2 separate regions of the Homo sapiens genome follow, and region 1 is linked to region 2. A link is a loop called in an ENCODE intact Hi-C map of the cell type or tissue named here. Cell type or tissue: thyroid gland. All regions are shown on one strand. Links, peaks and the distances in the headings refer to the core of each region. The heading gives the core; the rest is flanking DNA. Region 1 overlaps ZNF221 (zinc finger protein 221). Region 2 holds the start of ZNF45-AS1 (ZNF45 antisense RNA 1).

Region 1 (5,388 bases), core at 126-5,125, 62 kb after region 2:
TGACCGTCATCATAATTCAGTTTAGATCATTTTCGCCCCCCAATTGGACTCCTTGTGCTTATGTACAGTTAAACCTCATTCTCACCTCAAATCTGGAGCAACCACTAACCTACTTTCTCTATATATACATTTGCTTATTCTGGATATTTTATAAAATTGAATTTTACAATCCATGGGGTTTTTAGACTGGCTTCTTTAACTTAGCATAATGTTTCCAAGGTTCATACATGTTGTAGCATGAGCCAGTTCTTCACTCCTTTGAATTTCCAAATAAAATTCTGTTGTATGGATATGCCATGATTTGTCTATTCATTTACCCGTAGGAGGGCATTTTGCTTGTTTGCAGTTTGGGGTTATGAGTAATGCTGCTATGAACATTCATGTGCTAATTGAAAATACTTGTCTATGTTGGTGGTCGGCATTCCTAGTTACCATTTCCTGTCTGTTTTTCTGCCTTTCCTGGCACTTTCCAGGCATGATTTCACCTTCACTTGAACTGCTTCATTCAGGACTCTGCAAATTCCCTGAAGTAGAAGGAAAAATGACCACATTCAAAGTGAGTAGGGCTTGCCTCTCTTGCTGTTAAAATTCCATCTTACTACTCATATTGTCACATTTTTATCTGTCTTGGGAAGACTCAAGGAGAACAACAAGCATTTGAGGGCATTTTGTTTGCCAGATGCTTCCTTTGCTGCTTTTGAATTGACTTTCCGTTTGGTTTTAGTTCTTGTTTTCTTACATAATTTCTTTTCTGTAGTAGATAAAATAGTAGGAATGGATAATTCTTTCACTTCACTACTTCTCTGCTCACAAATTAGCTGTTTTTATCTTGTATTCTTCATCATGTACATTCATAACTGTATTTTTATTGATGACATACCTCTAATTTTAAATTGTGCTCGTTTTATATAATATTATATAATGTTCCATTTTTATATTGGTATCATAGTCCCAATGAATTAATGTACCTTCTTATTTTTAACTACTTCACACTCATAGACATTTAGGTGGTTTAGGAATTTTACTGTTTTAAGCAACACTGCTGTGACAGCTTTCCTATATATAACCCCTTCCCCCCAAAATTAATTCTGAAAACAAGATAGGATACTTTTGACATGTATTACATTGGCTGTTTTATAGATGGTAGATTATTTCAACAGGGCACAGCACATGAGGCTCTGACTGCTACTTCCCACAAATATTGTTGTTGGAGTTTTCACACAGGAAGAGCTAGATTCTGTGTTTGCCATGCCTTACTCATACCTTGTATGCATGTTATTTATTGGTCTCTTCTTATTCCTTTATGGAGTAAGCAGTTTTACCAAAGTAGTAGGTACCTTCATTTGAAATGTCCAGTGATACTGGAAGATTGGCCAATCACTTGTGTTGTGTTACTATATTTACTCAGAGAAGCAGAATGCAGGTTTTAGTCTCATCTTCCTCTTAAACTCATAAAATATGAGAAATCTGCTCAGATTCACATAGGCAACCAAGGTCAGGAATGTTAGCCATTCTGCTCATTTATAATCAAATAAGTGAGAATGATATTAATACAATGAATTCTTCTTCCTAATCATATTACCGAAACCATGGGAATATTTACAACCTGCTCTTAACCATCATAAGGAGAATAAGGGTACTTGTGTTCACTCGGAAGAGTGGGAAGTAGGTAAAAAATTTGGAAGAAAGTATGAAATTATGTAATCACAATTTTAAATGTGTTTATTGACATTCTCATTTTCATTTGACATTATTTTAAATAATCAGGAGAATAAAGTCTATATAAAATTATTTTCTTTACAGGATTGATAATAAAAAATATTTAATATGAAGTATTCATTATTTAAATAAAAAGAGATCATTTTTGCCCTGGAATACTTTGCAGATATGAAATGAGATGAAATAAATAACAATAATGACAGTTATAATAAAAATAGATAATATTTATTAAATACTTAGTCTTTGCCACACAGTTTTCCCAATGCTATATATATTTCCTTCTTTAATCCTTGAAAAAACGATACCAGGTGAAAATCATTATACAGACAGGAAACTAATGCATGTAGGTGAGCTTGTCCAAAGCCACACATCTAGGAAGGGACAAAGCTTTGGGATGTGCTCTGAGGCATGATGGTTCCATATCATGACATTGAATGATGCAACTAATGTATGTAGTTTGTGCCTTGAGCATATAGAGGATGCAATGCATAGCTGTCCCACACAGGTCACCATATACTGGTTAGTTTGACAGATACTAAAGAAAAGTTAACAACATCCACAGTTTGAGTATGAAAGGAAGACAATGGAAGAGAGGAAGACAATGGAAATTATCAAAGTTGGGACTAAACTTCTAAATGTTACTGGGGCAATTGGCAACAACACACTAAAACCTAAATACCTGTAGCCCAGGAGGCAGCATGTAGAGTCCTAGAGGGCTACTTACAAGTAGACTCAATGACTGCACAAAGTAAAAGTACAGGACTTCTTTTATATCATTGCACTTCTGATGAAGCTCATGAAAATCTGCGTGTGTCATTGTCAGGATATAGGCAGAATGAGTGGGAAATCTGTATGTTGACCTACATCCCTCAAGATCTAGGACAACTTACCACACCTGTCCCCTTTGCCTACTTAGTGCCACCCTTCTTTGAATAATCATTGGTCATAAGATTTAGGTTTTGTATGTTGGATATTTTAGGAGGCAGTGACATTCAAGGATGTGGCTGTGGTCTTCACTGAGGAGGAGCTGGGGCTGCTGGACCCTGCCCAGAGGAAGCTGTACCGAGATGTGATGCTAGAGAACTTCAGGAACCTGCTCTCAGTAGGTGAGGACAGGCACCCTCTGTAACAGAATGTTAGGCCCCAGGAATGGCTTTGTATTCCAAGTTTGAGTATGCATTGGGAACCTAAATTTCCAGTAAATTTTCCCTAGATATTACCTACAATGGGTTGGAATTAAGCATGTCACTGTGTGTTCACAGGGAATCAACCATTCCACCAAGATACTTTCCACTTCTTAGGGAAGGAAAAGTTTTGGAAGATGAAGACAACAAGCCAAAGAGAAGGGAATTCAGGTAAGAACCAAGTAACTGTGCATCCTTGTACATGACTCTTCCATCTGTTTTACTTCTGTCCATGCCTATTTCCATCACCCTGGTCTAAATTGCCAAACTTCTTTCATAACTTATTGCAACTGCCTTCCTTCTTTAAAGTTCCTTTGGCTTCATTATTCATGTTCATATTTTATTAGTTTAATAATTTATCATACAAGATTTTAGACTAGGAAATTTACCAGAATTAGTAACGGGTTAAGTGTATGTATGTTATTAATTATTTAATTCAGTCTTTTATTTCTACCAGGATTTTACATATGAGATGTGATGTGGTTCTAAATTGTTCTCTTGAAAACCAAAGACCATAGTGCACTCGGAAAACATGAACTTAATGTTTCCTGTTTTCATTAAAGTTTAATGCCATGTCCTAAGTGTGAAATCTTGAAAACATTGAATAGGGCTTCACTTGCCCACATATATTAATTCTGTGTCTTTTTAGGAGGCAAGATCCAAATTGAGATGGAGACTGTTCCAGAAGCAGGACCACATGAAGAGTGGTCCTGTCAGCAAATATGGGAACAAATTGCAAGTGACCTAACCAGGTCTCAAAACTCCATAAGGAACAGCTCTCAGTTCTTCAAAGAAGGTGATGTCCCCTGCCAGATTGAGGCAAGACTATCTATAAGTCACGTGCAACAGAAACCTTACCGTTGTAATGAATGTAAACAGTCCTTCAGTGATGTTTCTGTCTTTGATCTTCATCAACAATCACACTCAGGAGAGAAATCTCATACATGTGGTGAGTGTGGAAAAAGCTTCTGTTACAGCCCAGCCCTTCATATTCATCAGAGAGTCCATATGGGAGAAAAATGCTATAAGTGTGATGTGTGTGGTAAGGAATTTAATCAGAGCTCACATCTGCAAACTCATCAGAGAGTCCATACTGGAGAGAAACCATTCAAATGTGGGCAATGTGGGAAAGGCTTCCATAGTAGATCAGCACTTAATGTTCATTGCAAATTGCACACAGGAGAGAAACCTTATAATTGTGAGGAATGTGGGAAAGCCTTCATTCATGATTCACAGCTTCAAGAACATCAGAGAATCCATACTGGGGAGAAGCCATTCAAATGTGATATATGTGGTAAGAGCTTCCGTGTTAGATCAAGACTTAATAGGCATTCCATGGTTCACACAGGAGAAAAACCATTCAGATGTGATACATGTGGCAAGAACTTTCGTCAGAGATCAGCACTTAATAGTCATTCCATGGTCCACATAGAAGAGAAGCCATACAAATGTGAGCAATGTGGAAAAGGCTTCATTTGTAGGCGAGATTTTTGTAAGCATCAGATGGTCCACACAGGAGAGAAACCATATAATTGTAAAGAATGTGGGAAGACCTTCAGATGGTCCTCATGTCTTTTGAACCATCAGCAAGTCCACAGTGGACAAAAATCCTTCAAATGTGAAGAATGTGGGAAGGGATTTTATACAAATTCACGACGATCTTCCCATCAGAGATCCCACAATGGAGAAAAGCCATATAACTGTGAGGAGTGTGGTAAGGACTATAAAAGGAGGTTGGATCTTGAGTTTCACCAGAGGGTCCACACGGGTGAGAGACCCTATAATTGTAAGGAATGTGGCAAGAGCTTTGGCTGGGCCTCCTGTCTTTTGAAACATCAGAGACTCCACAGTGGGGAAAAACCTTTCAAATGTGAAGAGTGTGGAAAGAGATTTACTCAGAGTTCACAACTTCATTCCCATCAGACATGCCATACTGGAGAAAAGCTATACAAATGTGAGCAGTGTGAGAAGGGGTACAACAGTAAATTTAATCTTGACATGCACCAGAGGGTCCACGGGGGAGAGCGACCCTATAATTGTAAGGAATGTGGAAAGAGCTTTGGCTGGGCTTCATGTCTTTTGAAACATCAGAGACTCCACAGTGGAGAAAAGCCATTGAAATCTGGAGTGTGGGAAGAGATCTACTCAGAATTCACAGCTTCATTTACATCAGTAAGTCTATGTGGGAGAAAAGCCATATAAATGTGAGAAGTGTGGGAAGGGCTTTGGCTGGGCCTCAACTCATCTGACCCATCAATTCTCCACAGCAGAGAAAAACCATTCAAATATGAGAACTGTGGGAAGAGCTTTGTACATAGATCATATCTTTTTTTTTTTTTTTTGAGACAGAGTCTCACTCTTTCACCCAGGCCTGACTGCAGTGGCGCTATCTCAGCTCACTGCAAGCTCCGCCTCCCAGGTTCACGCCATTCTCCTGCCTCAGCCTCCCGAGTAGCTGGGACTACAGGTGCCCGCCACCACACCC
Region 2 (5,388 bases), core at 210-5,209:
ACTATATCTTTTTGTCTTGAGACACAGTTAGATAGATTTTTGAATTTTTAACAGAGCAATCTTTTCTCTGAACAAGTGGGAAAAAATCCTCCCTGCCTTACCTTTTAAATATCTTTTGATCTGGAGGAGAAAACTTAGTATACTCTAGAACAAAGGTCCTCTAAATATAGTCCCTGGGAACTTGTTACCAATGCAGATTCTCTGCTCTACCTCAGACCTACCGAATTAGAAACTCTGGGGCTGGGGCCCAGCAAACTGTTTGAACAAGCCCTGCAGGTGATTCTGATGCATCCTACATTTGAGAACCAGCGCTGCTCTAAAAACTGCTGCTGTGTTTTATTGAAAGCTTTTACTTTATTTTCATCAGTTCCCATTACCTGAACCCACCCTATGATTCGTTTGCCTGTAGAAATGTATGTCAATGTAAATCGGAGACTCTGATATTTCGTATGCATTACTGGTAGTCTCAAAGCTGCTTCCTATTATACATTCCTGATAGATGGGTTTATTTTACTTCTGAATCTATCCTCCTAATCACAGTGTCCTACAAGCAGCTGTTAAGACATCGTGTTCCATTTAATGTCACTTTGCATTTAACATCATTAGAATAAAAACTCTAAGGTATAAGATCCATTTTCTTTCACTGAGTTCTCACAGTTCGATCATATCCTGACAATGCTGCTATAGCCAGAAAGATGCCTCTTCCCTGTGAACTCCCAAGACAGGTCATCTGAATTTCTCTAGTGGCCTTTCACATCAACTATCTTTCTTATCCCTATTCCGATTTCATTTTCCTTACTGGATACCAAGTCATTTGAGGATAGCAACTATATCTTTTTGTCATTGTATCCTAACAAGTACAAGCACATGGTAAATATCTGATATTTGACTCAAATTTTGAAACTAGGGTTTATCCTCAGGGAATGGCTATAAAAGGAAGCAAAGATCTCTGCAAAATGGTGTTCATTATAGACTAGTTTTTAGTCAACAATTAGAAACATAATAGCTCGCAGTAGGCAAAAGGTTAAATAAATTATGAAGAGAAGGGCTTAAGGGCCTTGAAAGGAGGCTGTAATGGCATATTCACAGATACGTCACTGTTAGGCAGGACATTTCCAAAGAGAAGAAAGGGTCTCATGTCTTTAAAATTAAAGAGCATCTTACAAGTAATGAGGAAATATAAACTCACCTGGACTTTAGCTTTCAGATGTGTAGCAAAAATTCTTTCCTCTTTCAGGATCTTTTTTTTTTTTTTTTTTTTAACAGAAGGGTAGCACTGGAAAAGAGAAGGCAATCATGAGACAGCTGGGGTTTCTTGGATAGCACAGTAACTTAGAAAATACCCTCAATGATCATACCTGCTCACCTACTTCACCGAGCACAACCAGATGGGAGTAGGAGAGAAACTGGAACAGTGTTGACCTTCCCAATACAAGAGAGGCCAAGATCAGTGATGCCTAGGGTGGAATCTGTCTCTAATTCACAGCAGGTTCCTGGGGCTGGAGCTTTAGAAATGCTATGGTTACAAACATAGAGCTGGCTCCTCGGCGCTTCCAAGGGGGAAATATCCAGGAGGGATGCCTATTCCTGAGAACTCTTTATCGAGTCTTCTCAGAGCCTGCCTTGAGGCCGCAACCAATTTCAAAAATCTCGTCTCAAGATCAAGTCTGTGTTTTCTTGCTGGGATCCTTCACGCCTCCATGAATCTGGCTTCTCTCTTTTACCTGCTGCACATCCCAAGTGTCTGTGAGGCGATAGGGCTGAGGAATCTGCAGAGCCTAGAGCCTGGAGTCACAGTGACAATTCACACAGGTACACAACACTGTTCATTTGTCTAACGCACACACACGTACACAACCCTGTTCATTCATCTCACACACACACACACACACACACACACACACAGTCTCTCACAGGCACACAGAAACTCCTCCTCTGCTGCTCAAGCAGACAGGCCTGAAATTCTACTGAAACTCCAGGGATGACACGCCCCGTTCACGCCCTGGGTCTTCTGGTCTTCAGCGCCTCTCATCCTCACCGCCGGTTCCATTCCAACCAGGGACTGTGGAAGCCTCCGCTGATTTCTGTGGAGACGATCTACTCACCACGTAGGGGCTACAGCAGCTCGGACACCGGAAAAAGATCTAGAGCTCGAGGGTGACCCTAGCGCGGTGACTTCTGGGAAATGTAGTCCACCCGGAATAACCATGTCCACGGCGCCCGCCATTCTGTAGCCTATGCTCGGAGGGCACATGAGCAAGAGCTTGACCATCTGTACCGTTGGTTGACTTGCTCTATTAAGGGCTATGATTTCAGGTCGTCCTGCGTGTTTAGAGGAGGCGAGTGGAATCTTGAGTCTCGGCTGGAGAAGGCAGAGCACGGGCATGCAGACCTCAAAGCCTCAAACCTGCGTGTGAGAGGAGAAGTTGGCGAGCTCCAGCGTATGGTCCACGGTTGGTATTCTAGGTGCGAGCTGAGGACAGGGGCTTTTGTTTTTCGCGCTCCCAGGTAGCGCCAGCACCTATAGTAGCTCCAGGAGCACAGAAGGCGTTAAGTGTGCATTGGTTTTAGAGAAAGAATGCCTGTGCGTTTTGTGTTTTCACTCTGTGACATTGTGAAATTCATTGTGTGAGAACATGGATGGGGTTGTATTCCGGATTATGGTTTGTTTCTAAGTGTGTTACTTTGGACATGAAATGGTTTGTTTCAGATTTTGAGATTATGTAAATTTTTTAAGCCCTCTCCCTTCACTCCTACTCCCACTCTGAAATTTCTCATGCCCAATTGCCATTCTCTCACTTAAAATACGAGTCTGGCTGATTTGTCCAAGGTAAATACTACTATGGCCTACTTATCCATTAGGCTGAATGGGCAAAGTACCGAGAGCCCACAGAAATGTTTTCTTTCAAAATAAGAAAATGAATTTTAAGGTCAAAGAAACTTAATATCGTAGTCTACTGGCGAGTGTATAAATTGATATAATCACTTGGGAAAACTATTTGGCAAGATCTATTGAATTTGAATATATGCATTTGCTATAACCTAGCAGTTCCATTCTTACCTTTAACCCAAATGTAAGTGTATACATATTCACCAAAATACATGAATGGGGATGTTTGTGGCATTGCCATTTTTATTGGAATTGCACTCAATATATGGGTACTTTTCAGGAAAATTGGTATTTTAAACATTGTGAAAAGGCTGGGCGTGGTGGCTCATGCCTGTAATCCCAGCACTTTGGGGGGCTGAGGTGGGTGGATCACTTGAGGTCAGGAGGTCGAGACCAGCCTGGCCAACATGGCAAAACCCCGTCTCTAGTAAAAATACAAAAATTAGCCAGGTGTGGGGGCCCGTGCCTGTAGTCCCAGCTACTTGGGAGGCCGAGGCAGGAGAATCGCTTGAATCCAGGAGGTGGAGGTTGCAGTGAGCCGAGATCGTGCCACTGCACTCCAGCCTGGGAGAAAGTGTGAGATTCTGTCTCCCCCTACAAAAAAAGAAAAAGAAAATTGAGAAGGGACCTCCAGGAAGATGGAATAGATGTACTTTTTTCTATTTGTCCAGCTAAGTACAATAAAAACCCTGGGCATTAGTTATAAAAAAAGAGAAAAAGAACACTGAGTGGTAGAGAAAAGGTAGACTGGTGCTGAGTTCCCTTGATTTTCTTTGTGCCTCCTTTGTGCCAGACTTAAAGCCAAAGAAGCTAGCAGTCCCAATACACCAATGGGCACAGACAAAAAAGTCCCAGCAAAAGCCTGCTGTCTTTAGCCAAAAGACAAGGAAGAGGGCAGCCTAGCAAGAAGGAAAACTTTTAGACAATTACTGCCATGCTCTAGTCAAAACACCACAGGAAAAACCTTCAGCACTATCCCCAGCATGCCAGCAAAGACCCATGCTTCCACTCTTGCCTGGAGAGTTAGGACTTTCCTCCCCACCCCTCAACCCAGTGCTAACAGTAGAAGCCACATGGAGTGCAGTAATAAGGCACTCCTTTCCCTCCAAATTAGAAAGGTATCAGTGGAGGTCTAGTGGGAAACCGGAACTCCCACCCCTGCCACTAGTAATGAGGAGCCCCCCTGTGGGTATCAATGGAGGCTGAGTGGGAAATCTGGATTTCTGTCACCACCTAATAATAATGAGGCAGGATCCACTTCCCCTACCACAGTGATGTCAGAGGAGAACAGGTGATATAAACTGAATTGTGTACTCCACTCCCTGAGTTCATATGTTGAAGTCCTAACTCTCAGTACCTCAACATGTGGACTGTATTTGGAGATAAGGTCTTTAAAGAGGTAATTAAGGTTAAATGAGGTCTTTGGTGTGGGCCCTAATCCAGTATGACTGGTATCCTTATAAGAAGAGGAGATCAGGACACAGATACACAAAGGGTGTGTGAAGGTAGCACGTTTACCAGAAGAACATGGCCATCTACAAGCCAAAGAGAGAGACCTCACAAGAAACAATACTGCTGACACCTTGATATCAGACTTCTACCCTTCAGAACTGTAAGGAAATTAATTGGTGTTGTTTAAGCTGCCCAGTCGGTGGTACTTTGTTAGGTATGATCCAGAGCCTCAGATCAGAAAACCAAAAATGTTCAGTTCTAACAGAAAATCACTTACCACACCAAGAACTGGGAAGATCTCAAACTGAATGAAAAAGACTCAATAGATGCCTACACTAGGATGATAGAAATATTTGAACTATTTGACAAGAATTTTAAAGCATCCACCTTAAAAATGCTTCAGACAATAATTATGAACATGCTTGAAATAAATTAAAATATAGAATGTCTCAGCAAAGAAATCAAAGATATAATGGAACACCAAGGAATTTTGACTCCTGAGAAATTTAGTAACCAATTAAAAACTCATTGGATGTACTCAGCAGCAGAAAGGAAAGAACAGAGGAAAGAATCAGGAAACTGGAAGACAGAACAGTAGAAATGACCCAGAATGAACAACAGACTGGATAAAAGACCAAAAACACAAAAATGTGTAAAACTCTACAGAAATTGACATAACAATTATAGTTAAACATAGTAATACTCTGCTGACAATTGATAGATGAAAAATCAATAAGGACAGAGAAAACTTGAACAATATTATCAACCAATTAAATTTAATTGACATTAACATTCTGCCAAACAGCAGCAAATTGCCCAATTTTTCCAAGTACATATGTCAAGATAGGCCATAACCTGGACCATGCAACAAATCTCAAAAGCTTTATAAGGATTCAAGTTATATAAAATACATTCTCTATTCCACAATGGAATTAAATTAGGAATCAATAACAAAAAGATAGCAGGAACTAAATAACTTTTTTTTTTTTTTTTTGAGACAGTCTTGCTCTGTCACCCAGGCTGGAGTGTAGTGGCACAGTCTTAGC

Evidence for each region. Hi-C counts contacts between places; a loop is a spot of excess contacts. Peaks named below come from ENCODE experiments on the same cell type or tissue, not always from the same donor. Only the 100,000 strongest peaks of a DNase experiment are listed, where the experiment ranks them.
Region 1: a loop joins it to region 2, with 2.3 times the contacts of the local background. A loop is called at or near these places in 10 of 110 quality-filtered maps.

What each region holds. Positions count from the first base shown.
Region 1 is chr19:43,962,252-43,967,639 of GRCh38, forward strand. ZNF221 (zinc finger protein 221) reads left to right here. Exons shown (of 5, transcript NM_001297588.2): 2 at 474-556; 3 at 2,699-2,825; 4 at 2,982-3,074; 5 at 3,553-5,388. The coding sequence starts at 476. The coding sequence ends at 5,105. Among named protein-coding and RNA genes, the nearest start is that of ZNF221, 14 kb to the left of the region's middle. In thyroid gland, for the core only: no CTCF peak of the experiment used is centred there; no DNase peak of the experiment used is centred there.
Region 2 is chr19:43,899,679-43,905,066 of GRCh38, forward strand. ZNF45-AS1 (ZNF45 antisense RNA 1) reads left to right here and starts at 2,188. Exons shown (of 3, transcript NR_184050.1): 1 at 2,188-2,466. LOC100505715 (a long non-coding RNA gene) reads right to left here and starts at 2,125. Exons shown (of 3, transcript NR_038334.1): 1 at 1,359-2,125; 2 at 1,190-1,276. RefSeq lists an enhancer at 2,059-2,128. In thyroid gland, for the core only: no CTCF peak of the experiment used is centred there; a DNase peak (open chromatin) is centred at 2,183; H3K4me3 peaks cover 1,125 bases.